Linked DNA regions of Homo sapiens: region 2 is linked to region 1. The links are chromatin loops, found by intact Hi-C in ENCODE. Cell type or tissue: Caco-2. All regions are shown on one strand. Each heading gives the region's core, and the rest is flanking DNA. Links, peaks and the distances in the headings are about the cores only.

The links. A loop is a pair of places that touch in the nucleus more often than their neighbours do. Peaks named below come from ENCODE experiments on the same cell type or tissue, not always from the same donor. Only the 100,000 strongest peaks of a DNase experiment are listed, where the experiment ranks them.
Region 2: it touches region 1 in a loop (5-fold over the local background); 3 of 110 quality-filtered maps call a loop at or near these places.

The regions. Positions count from the first base shown.
Region 1 is chr4:88,101,778-88,114,473 of GRCh38, reverse strand. ABCG2 (ATP binding cassette subfamily G member 2 (JR blood group)) reads left to right here. Exons shown (of 16, transcript NM_004827.3): 9 at 921-1,171; 10 at 7,208-7,290. Among named protein-coding and RNA genes, the nearest start is that of ABCG2, 51 kb to the left of the region's middle. In Caco-2, for the core only: no CTCF peak of the experiment used is centred there; DNase peaks (open chromatin) are centred at 4,893, 5,193, 6,543 and 6,913.
Region 2 is chr4:88,051,505-88,059,504 of GRCh38, reverse strand. It overlaps PKD2 (polycystin 2, transient receptor potential cation channel), which reads right to left. Exons shown (of 15, transcript NM_000297.4): 7 at 7,347-7,514; 8 at 3,238-3,419; 9 at 1,402-1,522. Among named protein-coding and RNA genes, the nearest start is that of PKD2, 48 kb to the right of the region's middle. In Caco-2, for the core only: a CTCF peak has its summit at 4,393; a DNase peak (open chromatin) is centred at 4,404.

The sequences.
Region 1 (12,696 bases), core at 2,699-10,698:
CGTATATTTAGTAGAGATGGAGTTTCACCATGTTGGCCAGGCTGGTTTCAAACTCCTGACCTCAAGTGATCCTCCCGCCTTGGCCTCCCAAAGTGTTGGGATTACAGGTGTGAGCCACCGCCCCTGGCCACGACCAGAATTTTATATTAAGAATTAGAACTATATGGTAAGAAGTCTATTTTAAAAGAATTAAGGTCAAATAGAAAACGTCAGTTTGTTTGCTATATTCATAAGACTATGGCAATAGACAGGCTATTTCTCTGTAGTTTTCTTTTTCTTTCTTTTTCTCTTTTTAAATATACATTTTAATTTATTACTTACTTTATTTATTTTTATAGAGACAGGGTCTCGTTTCGTTGCTCAGGCTGGTCTTGAATTCCTGGCCTCGCATGATCCTCCTGCCTCTGCCCTGCAAAATACTGGGATTACAGGAGTGAGCCACTGTGCCTGGCCTGTTATACTTTTCTAATGACAGAGCTAATAATTTTTTATTTCTATTTTTTCTTTTTTGAGATGGAGTCTTGCTCTCTTGCACAGGCTGGAGTGCAGTGGTGTGATCTCAGCTCACTGCAACCTCCACCTCCCTGGTTCAAGCGATTCTCTTGCCTCAGCCTCCTGAGTGGCTGGGATTACAGGCACGCACCACCACGCCAGGCTAATTTTTTTTGTATTTTCAGTAGAGACAGGGTTTCACCATGTTGGTCAGGCTGGTCTCGAACTCCTGACCTCGTAATCCACCCGCCTCAGCCTCCCAAAGTGCTGAGATTACAGTCATGAGCCGCCGTGCCTGGCCTATTTTTTCTTTCTAAAGCTTTAGAATGAAGGTGTTAGGGAAGCATCCAAGAAAGGGTTCACAGAAAAAATGGGCTAAATTTGTTGTTATCTTGTTTGTGTTTCCTTTTTATCCACTGATTGCAAAGCCACAGAGATCATAGAGCCTTCCAAGCAGGATAAGCCACTCATAGAAAAATTAGCGGAGATTTATGTCAACTCCTCCTTCTACAAAGAGACAAAAGCTGAATTACATCAACTTTCCGGGGGTGAGAAGAAGAAGAAGATCACAGTCTTCAAGGAGATCAGCTACACCACCTCCTTCTGTCATCAACTCAGATGGGTTTCCAAGCGTTCATTCAAAAACTTGCTGGGTAATCCCCAGGCCTCTATAGCTCAGGTAACCAGCAGATTCTTTTGAAATACTCAAATGGGAACAATGTGGTTCTGTTATCATCTGCTTCAGGATATGTTTATCTTCTACCCACCCTTCCAATTATTTGTTATCTTCACTCCACCTGGGATATAGAACCAGTCAGCAGAACAAATAAAGGACAATTAAGTTTTACTTTTGGAAAGCTTCCCTTTTTTTGAGACAGAGTCTCACTCTGTTGCCCAGGCTGGAGTGTGGTGGCATGAACTCAGCTCACTGCAGCCCTGACCTCCCTGGGCTCAAGTGATCCTCACACCTCAGCCTCTTGAATAGCTGAGACTACAGGCGTGTCCCACCACGTCCAGCTAATTTTTGTGTTTTGTGTAGAGATGGGGTTTCGCTGTGTTGCCCAGGCTGGTCTTGAACTCGTGGGTTCAAGCGATTCTCCTGCCTCAGTCTCCCAGAGTGCTAGGATTACAGGTGTGAGCCACCACATCTGGCCAGGTTCTTTTTTTTAGTGGTTTCTTAGACTACCTAACTCAGAATTTTTGTTGATTTAGACAAGCTGTAATGAATAATCTGAGTAGAAAAATTTTTTTTTTGGGAAATTGTGAAAGAAGTGTCAGCCAGTTTTGGGGTTTTCTGGTAGCTGTTCACTTTTGTTCACTGATTCATTCAACTTGTTCTTATAGGGCCTGTGCTGTGCTTTAGGGATGTGAATTCAGTAGTGAACAAAATGGGCAAAAATAAAACTCTGCTCATGGAGCTAATTTTTTGAGGAAGACAGTTATGATAAATAATAAAGAAATTAAATAGATAGCATGTTAGATGGTAGAAGAAACTATGGGGAAAGTTTAAGCAGAGAAGGGGTGGAGAAAGGGGAGGAAGAGAGAGAAGTAGGGAGAAGAAGGTTGATTTGCAGTTGGAATCAGGTGATCAGGGAAACCTTCACCTACTGTCACTGAATACACCTGAAAGGGAGTATGTGCTGGCCACTCCAAGGGAAGAGCCTGTGTGCAAAGTGCTGTTCCTTGTCATTTACCTTCCTTAGACAGTTTACAGGTGAAACAAATGTAGTAAGCAAATTTGAGTTCACAGAACAAGGCTATTCATTGTTAGATTAACTTTCTGTTAATCAAAATGAGATAATGTTTCTTTGTTCCTTGGTTGGCTCTGTGATAGTTGGTGATTATTACTCCTTGTGGTTTTTGTTATTCTTTTCTTTACACATTTTTTTTTTTTTAGAGACTGGGTCTCACTCTGTCACTCATACTGGAGTGCAGTGGTGCAATCATAGCTCACTGCAACCCCAAACTCTTGGCTCAAGCGATCCTCACACTTCAGCCTCCCGAGTAGCTGTGACTACAGCCGTGCACCACAACACCTGGCTGATTTTTTAATTTTTTGTAGAAACAGGGTCTCACTATGTTGTCCTGGTCTGGATCTCCTGGGCTCAAGCGATCCTCCTGCCTTGGCCTCCCAAAGTGCTGGGATCACAGGTGTGAGCCACCATGCCTGGCCTTTTCTGTTATTCTTAACCCCTCTGTCACCCAAAACATTAGTACTCCCAGTTCATTGGTCCATTCTTCAAAGAAGTCAATTTAGCTGGTTATTTTGGGGCTGTTATTTTTATTAACAATATTGAGTTTCTGTTGAGTACTAAAAGATGGCACATTGTTGGCTCTAGTAAAATATTACTGACGTTTAAACTTGTGCATCATAATTTCTATACTTAAGTATATATAAAATATATCTAAGAGCTTGTATCCCTAGTTAAGCCATACTGCTAATTATGTATATATATGTATATATGTATAGCCACATATATGTATGTATAGCCATACTGCTAGTTAAGTATATATATAAATTTATCTAAGAGCTTGTATCCCTAGTTGAACCATATTGCTAATTTCTCCAAATGTTTTTGGTACGTATAATTTGGTGTTTCTGTCAGAACACTGGCACTTTTATATACTATCAATTAAAGGCAAAATTTTATTCTTTGAGCATAGATTTGATATCATTTGGAAATCAGTCTGGTAGGATCAACCTGGGTTACTTATTGTCAACAGTGAAATAATGTAATGAATTGCTTTTTTAGTGTGATGTATGCATTAGATTTTTCTTACTTGGAAAATAACTTGAATTATCTTGCTTCAAAAAATGGTTTATAAATGTCTTGTCCAAATCGCCTATGTGGCAATACTGGAGAGGGCATAATTAGAACACAGAGCTGTTTTTCACACACTGAGATTCTGCATGTTTTGATACTGGGCTTCCTTCCAATGCTAACACCTGGCCTAGTGCCTCTAGGTTTAGCTTCCCTGCCTCATCAGTGAACTCACTTTCACAAAAGGAATTCCAGCCATGTTCAGAGCAGTGGCAGTCTCTTAGATTAAGAATAGGACCTTGTATCTCCCTGAGCATCTGCTTAGCAGGACAAGTTTTGTTTCGATTTGTGAAAAACTGGAATATTAGCTTAGGGCAGGAGTAGGCAATATATATTTTTTTTTTTTGTAAAGGATCAGGTAGTAAATATTTTAGGCTTTGCAGATCAGGTGGTGTTTGTCTCAGGTAGTCAGCTCTACCGTTTTAGTGTGAAAGCAGCCAAGCTCATAACATGAATAAATGAACATGGCAGTATTCCAATAATAAACGAAAGGCTGGCTAGATGCAGTGGTTCCTGCCTATAACCCCAGCACTTTGGGAGACCAAGGCAGAAGGATGCTTGAGGCCAAGAGTGTGAGAACAGCTTGGGCAATAAAGCAAGACCCCCTTTTTTTTTCTGAGACAGAGTCATGCTCTGTCGCCCAGGCTGGAGTGCAGTGGTGCTGTGTCGGCTCACTGTAACCTCCGCCTCCCGGGTTCAAGCAATTCTCCTGCCTCAGCCTCCCGAGTAGCTGGGACTACGGGTGCCCGCCACCATGCCCAGCTAATTTTTGTATTTTTAGTATAGACAGGGTCGCACCATGTTGGCCAGGCTGGCTTCGAACTCCTGACCTCAGGTGGGTCCACCCGCTTCAGTCCCCCACAGTGCTGGGATTACAGATGTGAGCCACTGTGCCTGGCCAAGACCCTATCTTAAAAAAAAAGGTAACTTTCATTTTATTCCAATGAAACATTATACATTGGCACTGAAATTTGAATTTTATATAAATTTTATATTGTGAGAAATATTATTATTCTTGACTTTTTATTCAATGATAAATAAAATGAGCTAAGTGTGGTGGTGCATGTCTGTAGTCCTAACTACTCAAAAGGCTGAGGTGGGAGGATTGCTTGAGACCAGAAGTTTGAGGCTGCAGTGAACTATGATTACACCACTGCACTCCAGCCTGAGTGACAGAGTGAGACTTTGTCTCTAAAAAATAATAAAAAATAAAGTAAAAAACCATTCTTAGCTCATAGGTGAACAAAGATAGGTGGCTGGCCCTATTTGACCTGTGGGCTATAGCTTAATGATTCCTGATTCAGGGTTTATGATTTTGTATGTTGTTTTAATTCTGAGTTCTTGAAAATTGAGTTGTTAAAATGTTTTATGACTCTCTACTGATAAATCTTGAATCTGTTGCTTTACAGCTGCACTTTGGCTTGAACTAGTTATTTCTTTACATGATTCAAACTTGGCCTCTGATAATGCATCTTCCAAAGGTTGTATTTGGAAAATCTTAGAATGAATGGATTATCTGTATGAGAAGATTGCATGTTCATTTAAGGTGCCAAGGGTTTTCTGAACAGCTCAACTTGGAAGCAGATGGGGTCTGTGCACTCCATTGTGCACTGTTTAGTTTGCCTGTTTGTTTTCCTTTCTTTAATGCCAGAAAGAATAACACAGACACACCTTATAAAAGCATGCCAAGGTTACGGGATTGATTATTTTGTCAATATGTTTGAAAGCTGACTTTGAAAACATTTTTAGAACTTTGAAACTTTTAGGAAACATCTTAATCATAATACTCAGTGTTAGTATAAGATAACAAGTTTGAATGAAAACTTGACAAAGCATTTGGAATGTTTAGTTTGAAAAGTCTGGGCCGGGCATGGTGGCTCATGCATGTAATCCCAGTGCTTTGGGAGGCCAAGGCGGGCAGATCATGAGGTCAGGAGTTCGAGACCAGCCTGGCCAACATAGTGAAACCCTGTGTCTACTAAAAGTACAAAAAATTAGCTGGGCTTGGTGGTGGGCGCATGTAATCCCAGTTGCTTGGGAGGCTGAGGCAGGAGAGTTGCTTGAACCTGGGAGCTGGAGGTTACAGTGAGCCGAGATCGCGCCATTGCACTCCAGCCAGGGCAACAGTGCGAGACTGTCTCAAAAAAAAAAAAAAAAATCCTGAATTGAATATTCTTAAAAGTTTTACTGTGTGAAAACGTAGACTCTTGTATGCACATTCATGCATGCCTGTTGATACAGTCATCTGCATTTATTTTGGAAGCTTGGTCTGTTGAAGTATATTCTGAGGGTAATGAAAATATGCCAGCATAATGGATTTCCCCCCAAAATTTCTAAGTGAATTTTAAAAGACAGCTCATAAGTAGAAACATTGGAATAATGTTCTTTCCAGACTAGGTTCTTCACAAACTAGTTATCACAGATGATGGTACTGTTTTTGCAGTTCGGTTTGCTTCATGCCAAAAGTGTCCTTGATCAGTTACTTTAAATCTTGATACCATTAGACTGTTGCAGTATTGAGATTTTGTTTTTTTAACTTTGAAGATTCCAAGATATGGTAGGATATTTTGTCTTCTTTAGATTACCATTTCTTATTTTTTTATTCTTATTTATTTATCAATTTATTTTTTGAGACAGTATCGCTCTGTCGCCCAGGCTGGAGTGCAGTGGTATGATCTTGGCTCGCTGCAACCTCCACCTCTAGGGTTCAAGTGATTCTTGTGCCTCAGCCTCCCGAGTAGCTGGGACTACAGGCGTACACCACCATGCCTGGCTAATTTTTTTGTGTGTGTTTTTTTTTAGTAGAGACGGAGTCTCACCATGTTGCCCAGGCTGGTCTCAAACTCCTGAGTTCAGGCAATCTGCCCCCTCGGCCTCCCAAATTGCTGATATTACAGGCATGAGCCACCACGCCCAGCCCATTTCTTGTTTTTTAATATTTAACTCACGAGTAAATATAAATAGGATTTTCTCAGATAAATTATATCATAACGTAACCCTTAAATTAACCCTTTGCTTATTGAAGTGTCCTTAAGAGACCCTTTATCCTAGAAACAAGATTGGTGTTTGTCCAGTCTCCTTAGGAGCTATAGAAATCAATTGAGTGGTGAAGATAGGTGAGAACAGCAAAGAATTGGCAGCTTAGGTCTGCAGCATTGGCTATAGGCCTCACTGGCTGAAGCGATGAGGAAGCAGTGACAGGAGATGGGTAGTGGAAGCATGCAGTGTGTGCACAGAGAAAGCCGGCCAAATGCTTTGGTGACAGTGACAATGCACTTTTCCAGTGCAGGCATGGACTCCCTAGAGGTTGGATAGGCAGGCTCCATCTCACCCCTATTTCCTCACTGTGCAAAATTCCATTGTTAGAATTTTTTTAATGTGTGCTTTAAAATTTTTATTTATTTTTAATGTTAAGAATAAAGATATCCTGTTTTCACTTTAACCTCTTGAAATATAAAATGACTCATGTTCATTGGCACAAAGGTTGAGAGTTCAGTTCAGGGTCAAAACTCTTAGGCACTTGGACTTTGCTTTGCTACATACTTGCATTGCTCTGCTATCCTGTGTGGTATTCACAAGCTCAGTAACCTGAAGCAGACCCTGAACTGACTGCTGGGTGGTGCAATGGGAGGAAGTCCAGCTTTTCCAGCAGTGTGCTTTGTGTCCTACCACTCTCCCCAAAGCACAGATAACTTAATTTTTAACTTAGGAAGCAGTCTAAATAATGTATGCTGTTTTATTTTCTCCCAGGGACGTTGGCCAAGCCATTGAGTGTTTATCTTAATGGAGAGATCTGATTATGTAACCATATATTATACTAATAAATGGTGTGTATAAGTTTTTATCTCTAATTGAAACTCTTCCCCTTTTTTTGCATTTTTCTTTTTGAAAAGATCATTGTCACAGTCGTACTGGGACTGGTTATAGGTGCCATTTACTTTGGGCTAAAAAATGATTCTACTGGAATCCAGAACAGGTAAGTAAATTTGGATCTTGATTTTCAGAAAATGCTGTTACTTTCTTCAAGCTTATTGAAATCCATTAAGAATTTGAATTTAAGACAAGTATAGTGTAAATGTCATTCTTTTATTGAGGGTAGGATGAGTCAGTTTATTTTTGAGACAGAGTCATGCTCTGTTGCCCAGGCTGGAGTGCAGTGACGCGATCTCAGCTCACTGCAATCTCCGCCTCCCGGGTTCAAGCAATTCTCCTGCCTCAGCTTCCCAAGTAGCCTCGACTACAGACATCCACCACCACGCCCAGCTAATTTTTGTATTTTTAGTAGAGACGGGGTCGCACCATGTTGGCTAGACTGGCTTCGAACTCCTGACCTCAGGTGGGTCCACCCACCTTGGCCTCCCAAAGTGCTGGGATTACAGGCGTGAGCCACTCCACCTGGCCCAATTATTTTTAAATGTACAGTTCAGTGGCATTAAGTACATTTACATTGTTATGCAACTATCACCACCATCCAACTCTAGAATTCTTTTTGTCTTCTCAAGTGGAATATCTGTACCCATTAAGCAATAACTTCCCATCTCATATCTGCCTCTCCTAACCCCTGGCAGCAATCATTCTACTTTCTGTCTCTGAACTTGACTACTCTAAGACCCTCATATAAGTGGAATCATACAGTAGATATTCTTTGGTAACTGACTCATTTCCTTTAGCATGTTGTCTTTATGGCTCATTCATGTAGCATGTGTCAGATTTCTTTCCGTTGTAAGGTTGAATAATATTCCATTGTATGTACATACCACATTTCGTTTTTCCATTCATCTATAGATGGAAACTTGGGTTGCTTTCACCTTTTGGCTGTTGTAAACAGTGCTCCCTAGGTGTACAAATATCTCTTTCAGCCAGGTGTGGTGGCATGTGTCTGTAGTCCCAGCTACTCGGGAGGCTGAGGTGGGAGGATTGCTTGAGCCCAGGAGTTCTAGGTTGCAGTGAGCTATGATTGCACTACTGCAGTCCAGCCTGGGTGACAGAGTTCGACCCTGTCTCTTAAAAAAACAAACAAAAAAAACCCTATTTTAGTTCCTGCTTTCAATTCTTCGGATATATACCCAGAATTAGAATTTCTGGGTCATATAGTAATTCTGTTAATTTTTTTGAGGAACTACTATACCGTCTTCCACAGTGGCCGTACCATTTTACATTCTTACCAGCAGTGCACAAGGGTTCCAGTTTCTCCATATCCTTACCAACACTTTTCTTTTTCTCCCTTTTAAATAGTAGAGATCCATTGGATCTTTGGAGAAATGTCTATTCAAGTCCTTTGCCCATTTTAAAATTGAATTGTTTGTTTTTTTGTTGTTGAGTTGTAGGAGTGCTTTATATTTTTGAGGAGATATTAATCCCTTATCAGATACATAATTTGCAAATATTTTTCCCCACTCTGTGGGTTGTCTTTTCAGTATTGATAGTGTCCTTTGATGCATAAACATTTTTAACTTTGATGTAGTCCAATTGATCAATTTCTTCTTTTGTTGCCTGTGAGCTAATTTCTGTCACTTTTTAAATATATATGTTTGACTTAGGGGTGTGATGGGGGTGGGACTCAGCTTTTCCTGTTATATGGTTAGCACTTTTGTTAGTGTTGTGATCCTTACCTAGTTTCAGTCACAGTGGACCCTTAAAAACCTCATTTTATGAGGGGACTTTTTATCGACTGTATTGTGTTCTGAACATAAGCACTCAGGAATTTCACAGCCCTCAGAGTTCTGGTTATTTCATGTATGGAGAACACTTGTGGCAGATACTGTGCTCCGTAGTGCTTGCTGTCCATAGTCTCAGGTTACCACCCAGTGATTTAGAGGGGGTAGATGGTAGTATCCCCATTTTACTATTGAGGAAAGTTGAAGACGCTTATGTGCAGCCTATTTTGATGTCTGGAAAGGCTGATTATTTTTTAAAGAATAAGCATAAAAGTTGGTTCCTCACTCAAGTAAAATAAATTCTTTTGTATGGAATCAGATAGTGTTACTCTACGATGAGAGTGTTATTAAACAGCAGTTTACCAGAGTGATGTCATTGTTGTTTTTACTTTCCCTGAGGGCTGAGGTATCTGGATTATTTCCAGACTTGCTAGTAATTGATGGTTTGTGTGCTGTGTAGATGCCATGTCTTAACCCAGCACAGAATATATCACAGGATCTAAAGGCAGTGGGCCTTTTATATTGTGCAGCAGGAAGCATTTGGAGAGGACATGGAGTAACCTGGTCCTCAACTGGAACTTTGAAGAGGACTGGAAATCTGGCCATTAAAGCTCTTGGTAGAAAAATCCAGAGAAATAAAGAAGAACTTTAGGTGTTTCTTCAGATGTTTTCTGGAGAAATAGGGCATTAATCTTATTTTAATTTGTTTGTTTTTGAAACAGAATCTCACAATATTGCCCAGGCTGGTGTGCAGTAGTGCAGTCATAGCTCACTGCAGCTTTGAACTCCTGGGCTCATAATTTGTATTTGTGACTTAAGCTTGCTATCTTTTTTTTTTCCCCCAAAGCTCTAGGGTACATGTGCAGGATGTGCAGGTTTGCTACATAGTTAAACGTGTGCCATGGTGGTTTGCTACACCTATCAATCCATCACTTTGGTGTTAAGCCCAGTATGCATTAGCTATTTTTCCTGATGTTCTTCCTCCCACTGCTTCTCGTTGACCCCAGTATCATTTTTTAAATAAGCATTTGGACTATGTTAAAGTGGCCTGTGTATATGATTTAATCCCTCCTGGGATGATTAGTGATTTATTGATGAGGAAAAAATGTTTCAGCATCATCTCTGGAAACAGGTTCTCAAAGTTTTGTTCAGGGGTGAATATTAGTACTTCATAATTTAAAACTGCTCGAGGCCAGTGGTTTAGTTCTCTTCTTTGGGGATGAATTCTCTGAGAGAGGAAAGCACTCTCTGCTCTTTCTCTAACCCGTGTAACTGAGAAACTGGGTTTTAATCATATGTAGAGTATAAGCATCTTTGAATTAATAGCTACCTCTGGAATAACTGCTTTACAGAGTTGTGGTGATAGCTAAACAAATTAGTGTGTATTAAGGGAAAAGGTATACTTTAAAAACAGTATTCAGATCCAGTCATCTCACTTCTAGATATTTACCCCAAAGATGTGAAATCAGTTTATTGAAGAAATTTCTGCACCCTCATATTTATTGCAGCATTGTTCACAATAGCCAAGATACGGAATCACCCGAAGGGTCTGATTTGATAAAGAAAATGTGGTATATATACACAGTGGAAAAACAAAAGAAATTTTGTCATTTGCAACAACATGGATGTAATTGGAGAATATTATGCCAAGTGAAATAAGCCAAACGCAGAAAGCTAAGCACAGAAATGTCACATAATCTCACTTAATGTGGAATCTGAAACAATGGAACTGAAAGAGACAGTAGAATGGTGGTTGCCAGAGGCTAGAGGTGTGTGGGGAATGGAGAGATGATGGTCAAAGGGTACAAAACCTCAGTTACACAGGAGGAATAAGGATTTTTCTTTGGAGATACATTGCACAATGTGGTGAACACAGTAAATAATAATGTAAATTTCAGAATTGCTAAAATTTAAGATACTTTTACCACAAAAAATAAATGTTTGAGACGATGGATGTGTTAATTAGCTTGATTTAATTATTTCACACTTATGATTCATGAATTATATAACTTGGTACCCCACAAATATATACAACCATAATATGCCAATTTATAATTTAAAAAATCAAAATAAAAAATATTCAGACCAATAAGTAGATATAACAGATGTGGATTACCACCTTGAAAGAATTAGAATGAATTAACTTCCTTAATAAGAAAAAACTGTGTTTAAAATAAATCATCTTAGTATTTAGAAGGAACGTTTCCATTGTCTACTTTTTCAGAATCATTATGGACATTACTGTACTGATAGATTTAAGACAACAAATTGAATTGAATCTTTGCTATGTTCCATGTTCTGAAATTAGCTTTTTACTTGATATTAGGTTTATTTGTGTACAGAAAGTGAGATAACTGCATGTCTACCAGGCCTGGCTATTTTTCACTCATTTTAATTATATGTACATACTTTTAAAACTGCTCTGGCTGGGCACCGTGGCTTACATTTGTAACTGCAGCACTTTGGGAGGCCAAGCTGGGAGGATTGCTTGAGGCCAGGAGTTCAACTCAGTTGCAGTGAGTTTATGATCATGCCACTATACTCTAGCCTGGGTGACCGAGGGCAGCTCTGTCTCTAAAAATAAAATAAAACAAAAAAGACCCTAGCCTGTTCCCTTAGATCTTTGTTCTTTAGGTATCTATGGACTCTTTTTTTTCTTTTAATGTAATTGTGTTGTTCACTTGGGTTTGCATTTTTTAAAATGTTCTCTTGTTTTTACGCCATTTAAATGATGTGTCACTTACCTCTTTTTCAGTTTCAACTCACACCCTTACTGTCAATTATATTGTTTTGTTATGGTGTTTCAGGGATGTTGGCATGCTTTCATAAAATGCATATTTGTATCAAAGTGTAGATTAACTTAGCATTTTCCTTTTTATTTATTTATTTTTTAATTTTTTTTTTTTTGAGACAGTGTCTCGCTCTGTCACCCAGGCTGGAGTGCAGTGGCGCGATCTCAGCTCACTGCAACCTCCACGTCCCAGGTTCAAGCGATTCTCCTGCCTCAGCCTCCTGAGTAGCTGGGACTACAGGCACCTGCCACCACGCCCAGCTAATTTTTGTATTTTTAGTAGAGACAGGGTTTCACCATGTTGGTTAGGCTGGTCTTGAACTCCTGACCTCATGATCCTCCCGACCCGGCCTCCCATAGTGCCGAGATTACAGGCATGAGCCACTGCACCCGGCCAACATTTTCCTTTTTAAATCTAGTTACTTCACTGAGAAACAAGCACTAATAGTGTTCCTTTTCATTACGATACACAAATTAGATTTTTCTTTATCAGTAAGTGTCACTTGGTTTCCTCTGAGCACTCTGGAAACCTCATAGAGGGCTGGCTGTCTTAGCGTGGTCAAGGATAATGTCACGGCCCTGCTGATGGTAGTGTGGTGCATGTAGATTATGCATATAATAAGGGGTTGATTGAAGGTTCCCTTCACTGTCTTTCATTTTGCTTCCACATGACTTACATTCTTTGTTCAACTTTAAAATCAAAGTGGCTAATTGAATTTCTTAATCTTTACAGACTTTATTTAGCTTACCACTTTTCTGTTTGTACATTAGGAATGGTACTTGGCATTTTTGTTAGTTAAAATTATGTATTGGCCTGGCTGCCATACCAAAATACCATAGAGCAAGTGGCTTAAACAACAGAAATGTATTTTCTCTCAGTTCTAGTCTGAAAGTCTGAGATCAGGATGCCAGCATTGCTGGGTTCTGGTGAGGG
Region 2 (8,000 bases), core at 1-8,000, 52 kb after region 1:
CATCCTTGTTTGGCAGATTGATAAACGGAGAAAACTAGGTGGCCTGAGATCAACTGAAGGGTCAGGTGCAGGACTCTCAATTCCTGGTTTTTGCCTTCTTAGTAGAGATTCAGGTACTCTAGAATCCGAAGTACTATCAATGGTAGAGTAACAGAGGCTTATTCTTCTCTCCATTGTTTTAATATATGATAGGAAGAAGAAGCTTAAGAGGTGTAAGTTTAAAAATGAGCCATAAACCATGCATACAGCAAGATACATATGAACTTGAATGATATTCCTGACCTTTTCAGTCCTGTTAAAGTACAGCTAGGGAACACACCTTTGTTTTACACCAGAGGCTGTGTCTCCCCGGAAAAAAAATTTTTTTTAAACAGGAAATTAATACAGTACATCTAATACCCAATCAATAAATACCATATACTTAACCAGTAATACCTGGACTGACTTTAGAGTTATTACACTGAATTACTGAAAATGTGATCACTTAACCTTCCTCAAGGGATCTTTACACAATTTACTGAAATGGAAAAAATGTTATTTTCTTAAGAAAATTGTTCTTAAGATGACTGTTAGTGTTTAGATGAAAAATATTGCCTAAATTAAGCTGGCTTAACACCTTCTCAGTAGACAATTGAATATATAAATGTTAAGAAAAAGAACAAAACACCTTAAAAAAACTTAATTGACTTAGGGCAAAAACATTAAAAATGTTCATTTGTACCAAATCAAGAGAATAAAAAAATTATTTTTGAAAATAATTTTAATGCAATTTCCATTCATTGTTACATTTAGTTTTAAACTTAATTATTTGAATATTCTCTGTAGGCAGTCTCTAGATGAATGGGATATAAATAATTTAAAACAGAATATCCTAATTTTGACATGCAATGATTCACTCAACTATTACTCGACATCTTAGATCTAGCTTGCTTTTCCGTTCTTATTTTTTAAAAAGAAAAGAAGAAAGAGAGAAAAGTCATGCTAGCAAGTGACTACGAAAGTGCTGACATATGAGTTTAAAAAGCATGTAAGCATATTCTACTTTTTAGGCAAAGCACTATTTTAGGTATCTTTATAAATTTGTACTTGATCTAATTTCTTTTTTGCATGGAATAGATACATATATAGAGAGAGAAATGAAAGACCATGGAAGAGATCTAATTTTTTTTGCATTGAATAGACACATATACATGGATCAATGAAAGACCACAGAAAAGACATTTGATATGAGTCTCAAAACTGTGAATTAATAAAAGGAAAATAAGTTTTCCAACATCCACACTTTTTTCTACTTCCTGGGTCTTTATTTAAAATTGATAGGACATAAAGTGTGAGAGAAAAGAGAAGACAAGGATTTACGAAGTTTAAATTGAACCTCACTATAAATAAAAATGTACATACCAAAAGAATGAAGAACATAAAGAACACAAATGTAGTGAAATAAATTGGTCCCAAAACTCGATTAGCTTCCTCAATCTCTGCAAAGTTGATATCGCCCAAAATGATACGGAATTGAGTGAAGCTATAAAAATAAAACAAAACACCACAATACAAAAACAAAGAATGTCCACTAGTTGATGCAACATTTCTTAAAGATGATTTCATTATTTTTGGACCTTTTAGCAGTATAGGTAGCTGCCGAATAACAGAAAATTGTCAATCCCATTTACAAAGTCTTGCTACTTGTATCAGCAATTAAAGCCTTCTGCAATAATAATAAAATGCTTTCATGCTACAGAGGTTATTTCCATTTGGTTAAAAAGAAAACACAAGCTGGGCACGGTGGATCACGTCTGTAATCCCAGCACTTTGGGAGGCCGAGGCGGGCGGATCACGAGGTCAGGAGTTCGAGAACAGCCTGGCCAATATAGTGAAACCCCGTCTCTACTAAAAATACAAAAATTAGCTGGGCTTGGTGGCGTGCGCCCATAATCTCAGCTATTCGGGAGGCTGAGGCAGGAGAATCGCTTGAACCCGGGAGGCAGAGGTTGCAGTGAGCTGAGATTACACCGCTGCACTCTAGCTTGGGCGATGGAACGAGACTCCATCTCAAAAAAAAAAAAAAAAAGAAAATACAATTATTATTCAATAACTTATAAAGCAATTGGCTATAACATTTCAACACATAATCTAGGTAAAACATCTTAACCCTAAACCTTGACAACAGTCACCCTCGGTCTAAAGTTAAAAATTTCTTTAAAAAAAAAACAACAGGGCCTGGTGTGGTGGCTCATGCCTGTAATCCCAGTACTTTTGGAAGCTGAGGTGAGAGGACAGTGTGAGGCCCTGGAGTTCAATACCACCCTGGGCTACACAGTGAGATCCCTTCTCATAAAAAAAGTTAAAAATTGGCCAGGCATGGTGGCATACACTTGTAGTCCCAGCTACTCAGCAGGCTGAGGCAGCAGGATTGCTTGAGCCTAGGAGTTCAAGGCTGCAGTGAGCTATGATTGCACCACTGCACTCCAGCCTGGGCAACAGAGCAAGACCGTGCCTCAAAAACAAAACAAAACAAAAAAAAACAAAACAAAAAAACCCCAAAAACCCAAAATGGTTTGAGTTCAAAGATCCAATATTCTGACAAGTACTTAAAATGGGATCAAAGTGGCCAAGTGTTGTCAGTGCTGGGTCTTAGCAAAATCACTTTTATCAACAGCAATATTAATTCGAGATATCTATGCACAAAACCCTATTACTTCCATTCCTTTTTAAACTAACTCCTTTCTAAATGGCATAGAAATCTGACACTGGCTGCTTTTTGTTGTTTTATTTCACATTTGGGATCTTTGGAAAAAAAAACTGAAAATTCTTGTACTGGTCTGAGTTTACCTTAGAATATTAGAAATATCTTGTTTTTTTCCTTAGAAAATAACTTGAAGTTCTAAATATATGGCAACAATATTCAACAGGAGTAAGAATATAGGCAAACAGCCTTCTAGAAGCTACCATCTGCATTTGGTGCAAAGAAAAACTCAGTCTTCAGAACAGTGTTGGTTTCCTATGTCTGTTAACTGTATTTTACTACTTTGGGCTGCTATCTTAAGCATCAGCATTTCAGGATGCATTGTCTTCTTTGCATGGGTAGATCAATGTTTTGGGAAAAGGTAATTAATTCTTACTTAAAATAACTGGTTTTAAATAATTGGTGGTCATATAGCAACCTCATATGAAGATTTATTCTTGAGAAGCAGTGACAACTCTGATTAAATTTTTCTTCTTAATTTCATATATACTTACATACACTCTTGGAAAGTACTGAAGTCATCGACCTGAGTGCCAAAGACAAGGTATGCCAACTGAGCATACGCTAGGAAAATAATGAAGAACATAATAGCAAAGCCAAACAGGTCTTTGGCACATCGAGACATGGTTGTCGAGAGCTGGCTCATGGTCCTGTTAAAATTGATGAATTTGAAGAGCTGTAAGAGAGAGAAGACATCAATAGATGAATGGATAAACAAAATGGTGTGACTGTATATAATAAAACATTATTTCATCCTGAAAAGAAATTAAATTCTGACAGGTTACAACATGGATGAACCTTGAAAACATCATGCAAAGTGAAATAAGCCTGACACAAAAGGACAAATACTGTATGATTCCACTTAAATTAGGTACTTAGAATAGTCAAACTCACAGTGACAGAAAGTAGAATGGAGGTTACCAGGGACTGGGGGAATTGGGAGTTAGTGTTCAATGGATACAAAGTTTCAGTTTAGAATAATGAAAAAGTTCTGAAAATAATGCAGCATAATGGCGATGGCTGCACAACACTGTGAATGTACTTAATGCCACTGAATTGTACACTTAAGCATGGTTAAAACAGTAGGTTTTATGCTATCTACAATTAAAAAAAAAAAAAAAAAGGCTGAGTGCAGTGGCTCACATCTATAATCCCGGCACTTTGGAAGACTGAGGCAGGAGGATCGCTTGAGCCCATGAGTTTAAGATCAGCCTGGGCAATATGGCAAGATTCTGTTTCATTAGAAAATAAAAATAAATTAGTCAGGTGTGGTGGCACACACCTGTGGTTTCAGCTACTCAGGAGGCTGAGGTGGGAGGGTTGCTTGAGCCTGGGAGGTCGAGGCTGCCGTGAACTGTGACTAGTGATGCTTTCCCCCCAAAAAGGATTAAAGTAAAAGGGAGGGAAAAAACTTCACACAAATAAAAATTAATTATAAAACCCCCCAGGAAATTCTTGTTGCATAATATTAACTGTCATTTATTGTGCATCAGTTATATGTGGAGGGCTTTATGTACATTGCCTCAAATCTCTGCAATGTCTGAAATATTGGCATTCTATCCCCAGGAGTCAGCTGGGGCCTGCAGCCAGCTGCCCTGCCTGAACTGCAAAGCCTGCTCTGCCTGACTGCAAAGAAATATTGAGCATGTTGGTAGATAGTGAACCCTGCTGGTAGACAGTGAACCCTGCAAAGCCATATTGAGCATGTTGGTAGATAAGGCACTGAGGATGGCTGCCCAGATTGTGTAGCTCTAAGTAGAAGCCTCAGTGGAAGAGCACATGATGAGATATTAGAAGTAGAGTCATGAGGCCGGGCGTGGTGGCTCAAGCCTGTAATCCCAGCACTTTGGGAGGCCGAGGTGGGTGGATCACGAGGTCAGGAGATCGAGACCATCCTGGCTAACACGGTGAAACCCCGTCTCTACTAAAAATATAAAAAATTAGCCGGGCGTGGTGGCAGCCGCCTGTAGTCCCAGCTACTCGGGAGGCTGAGGCAGGAGAATGGCGTGAACCCAGGAGACGGAGGTTGCAGTGAGCTAAGATTGTGCCACTGCACTCCAGCCTGGGCGACAGAGCAAGACTCCGTCCCAAAAAAAAAAAAAAAAAAAAAAGTAGAGTCATGATCCCTGCCTTAAAGACCTTAATGATAAAGTATCGAGGGGCAAGACATTTCCAAGAGAAGCACTAAATAAAACACATCAGCCTGAGACACATGTTGTAGGAAAATCTCTAGAAGTTTAAAGGTCTGTTACACATTGTTACTGGCCACAGTGAAATATTTCTTGAGGATTGCTGTAATCACATTACTTAATCATTACTTAATACAATCCCAATTCATTTGAGATCTTTTTTTTTTTTTTTTGAGACGAAGTGCTGCTCTGTTGCCCAGGCTGGAGTGCAGTGGCATGATTCAGCTCACCGCAACCTCTGCTTCCTGGGTTCAAGCAATTCTCCTGCCTCAGATTCCCAAGTAGCTGGGATCATAGGCACGTGCCACCACACCCAGCTAATTTTTTTTTTTTGTATTTTTAGTAGGGACAGGGTTTCACCATGTTGGCCAGGCTGGTCTCAAACCCGACGTCAGGTGATCTGCCCGCCTCAGCCTCCCAAAGTGCGTGAGCCACTGTGCCCAGCTGAGATCTTGATTATTATTACTATCTTGATTATTATTACTATCTTGATTATTATTATTAAACTAATAATAATCAAGGAAACTTCAGTAATTCTCAGGCAGCACCTGCCATCCTTTCACCAGCACAGGCTCTGACTGTGCTATCCAAACATGTGTGGATATCTAAATTCAAATTTAAATTAAGTAAGATTAAATACAATTAAAAATTCAGTCCCTTGGTCCTACTAGCCACATGTTAAGTGTTCCATGCCTATACATGGTTAGTGGCTACTGTCTAGGACAATGAAAATATAGAACATTTCCATCACCACAGAACATTCTTATTACTATTATTATTTTTGCTGTTTGATTATTATTACTATGTTATGATCAAGGTTTTGTGCTTTAGTGATGGTTTCTCTTGAACAAGCATGTCAATAAATAAATAGCATGAGAAATACAGGATAAAGTCTATGCATTTTTTTTTTTTTTTTGAGACAGGGTCTCACTCTGTTGCCCAGGCTGGAGTGCAGCGGTGCGATCTTGGCTCACTGCACCCTCCGCCTTCTGGATTCAAGCAATCCTCCCGCCTAAGCCTCCTAAGTAGCTAGGACTACAGGCACGTGCCACCACCCCCAGCTAATTTTTGTATTTTTAGTAGAGATGAGGTTTTGCCATGTTGCCCAGGCTGGTATCAGACTCCTGGGCTCAGGGGACCTATCTCGGCCTCCCAAAATGCTGGAATTACAGGCATGAGCCACTGCGCCTGGTCCAAGTCTATGTCTTGTGATAAACCTCAGGTCTTCTAGGTATGAATACCAACTCAGAAAAGTACATAACGGGTAAGTACCTTCCAGAACAGTGCTTTTCAAGAGAACGTTCTGTGATGATGGAAATGTTCTACATTTCCACTGTCCTAGACAGTAGCCATTGAACACTTAATGTGTGGCCAGTAGGACCAAGGAACTGCGTTTTTAATTGTATTTAAGCTTAACTAATTTAAATTTGAATTTAAATAGGCACATGTGGCTAGTACTTACTGTCTGGACAGCACAATCAGAGCCTGTGCTGGTGACCGAATGGCAGCTGCTGCCTGAGAATTATTGAAATTTCCTGCATCTCCAGAATTGAGGCTTGTTGTATATGAAATGTCATAACCTTTCACACACATGGAAATGCACATTATATCTTGGGACAATAAGGAAAATAGTGAGCAAGGAACTATTTGGAAGCAGTGTCTGTTCCAACCTTAATTCTAGGTAAAGCTTCCCTTACAGCCTCTACCTGGAAAAGAGGCGATCCCTTCTAGCAAGCATTTCCAAGTGCAGCAACTCTCCCCTTCCCTCCACCTGCTCCTTCCCTCTCTTTCTCTAAGTTCCTTTTCCTTCACCTGTTCATCTCATCTGTTAGCAGCCTGGGGCCCCAGGCCCAGCTAACACACTGAAAGGCCTCTTACTGCATTTGTTAAACAAAACCTATAGGGACTGATCTTGCACTAATTCAGATAGCAGAAGTATGTCATTGACAGTGAGAGGAATGATCACATGAGTCTCAATAGTTTACTTTATATGTAAAATATGAGGCCTGGCACGGTGGCTCATGCCTGTAATCCCAGCACTTTGGGAGGCTGAGGTGGGAGGATTGCTTGAACCCAGGAGTTCAAAACCAGCCTGGGCAACATAATGAGACCTTGTCTCTACGAAAAAATTTAAAAATTAGCCGGGTATGGTGGCACATGCCTGTAGTCCCAGTGACTTCGGAGGATAAGGTGGGAGGATCGCTTGGGCCTGGGAAGTCGAGGCTGCAATGAGCTGTAATCATACCACTGCACTCCAGCCTGGGTGACAGAGTGAGACCCTGTCTCAAAGTAAATATTGAGCAGCTTTGGCTGGTCACTTGAATTTCAAATTCAAGTATTCCATGATTTTGTGGAACTCATTTTTTTTAAAGAAAATATTATTTAAAATGTAGAACATGAAATTTATAAATTACCTTAATCCAGACAAAAAATACTGTGACAGCAGCTATATTGTTGAACTGTATCTGCCAATATGCCAGATGCTCAAAGTTGGGGAAAGTATTTTGATCTTCCAGAAACTGTAGTAGCACCTCCACATTTGATGTTCTGTATATGTTAATTCCTATAGCTACCACTGACAGCTGAAAAGCAAAATATTTATATTTTATTACAGTGTTTTAGAAATATGAAACTTACCTTAATATGACTAGTATATTTTTCTTCACCAATGTATTAATTATAAGGGCTCACCATTATACTTACCCGATGTCATTCTTAAAAGTCACTCACTCAAATGGAAAGTGTTAAGCCCTGCCATAAAATAAGTAAAACAGTATATTGCTTGCATTTCCTTAGTTCGGAATAGAAACTCAACGAAGGCATGCATGCATGTGTGTGCACATATACATTACACACACATACATGCATACACAGAAGAGATCACACTATAACAGACTCAAACTCAAAGAGGAATGCTTTCTGTTTTTTCTGCCACCTTCATTTTAATCACTTTCCACCCTTTTGCTTTCTTGCCTTCATCCTGCTGTTTTTATTTGTGATTTTTAAATTTAAAATTTTTCGGTTTCTCTGCATTCTCCAATTGCCAGCCATTCTTTGCTCTGTTTAAC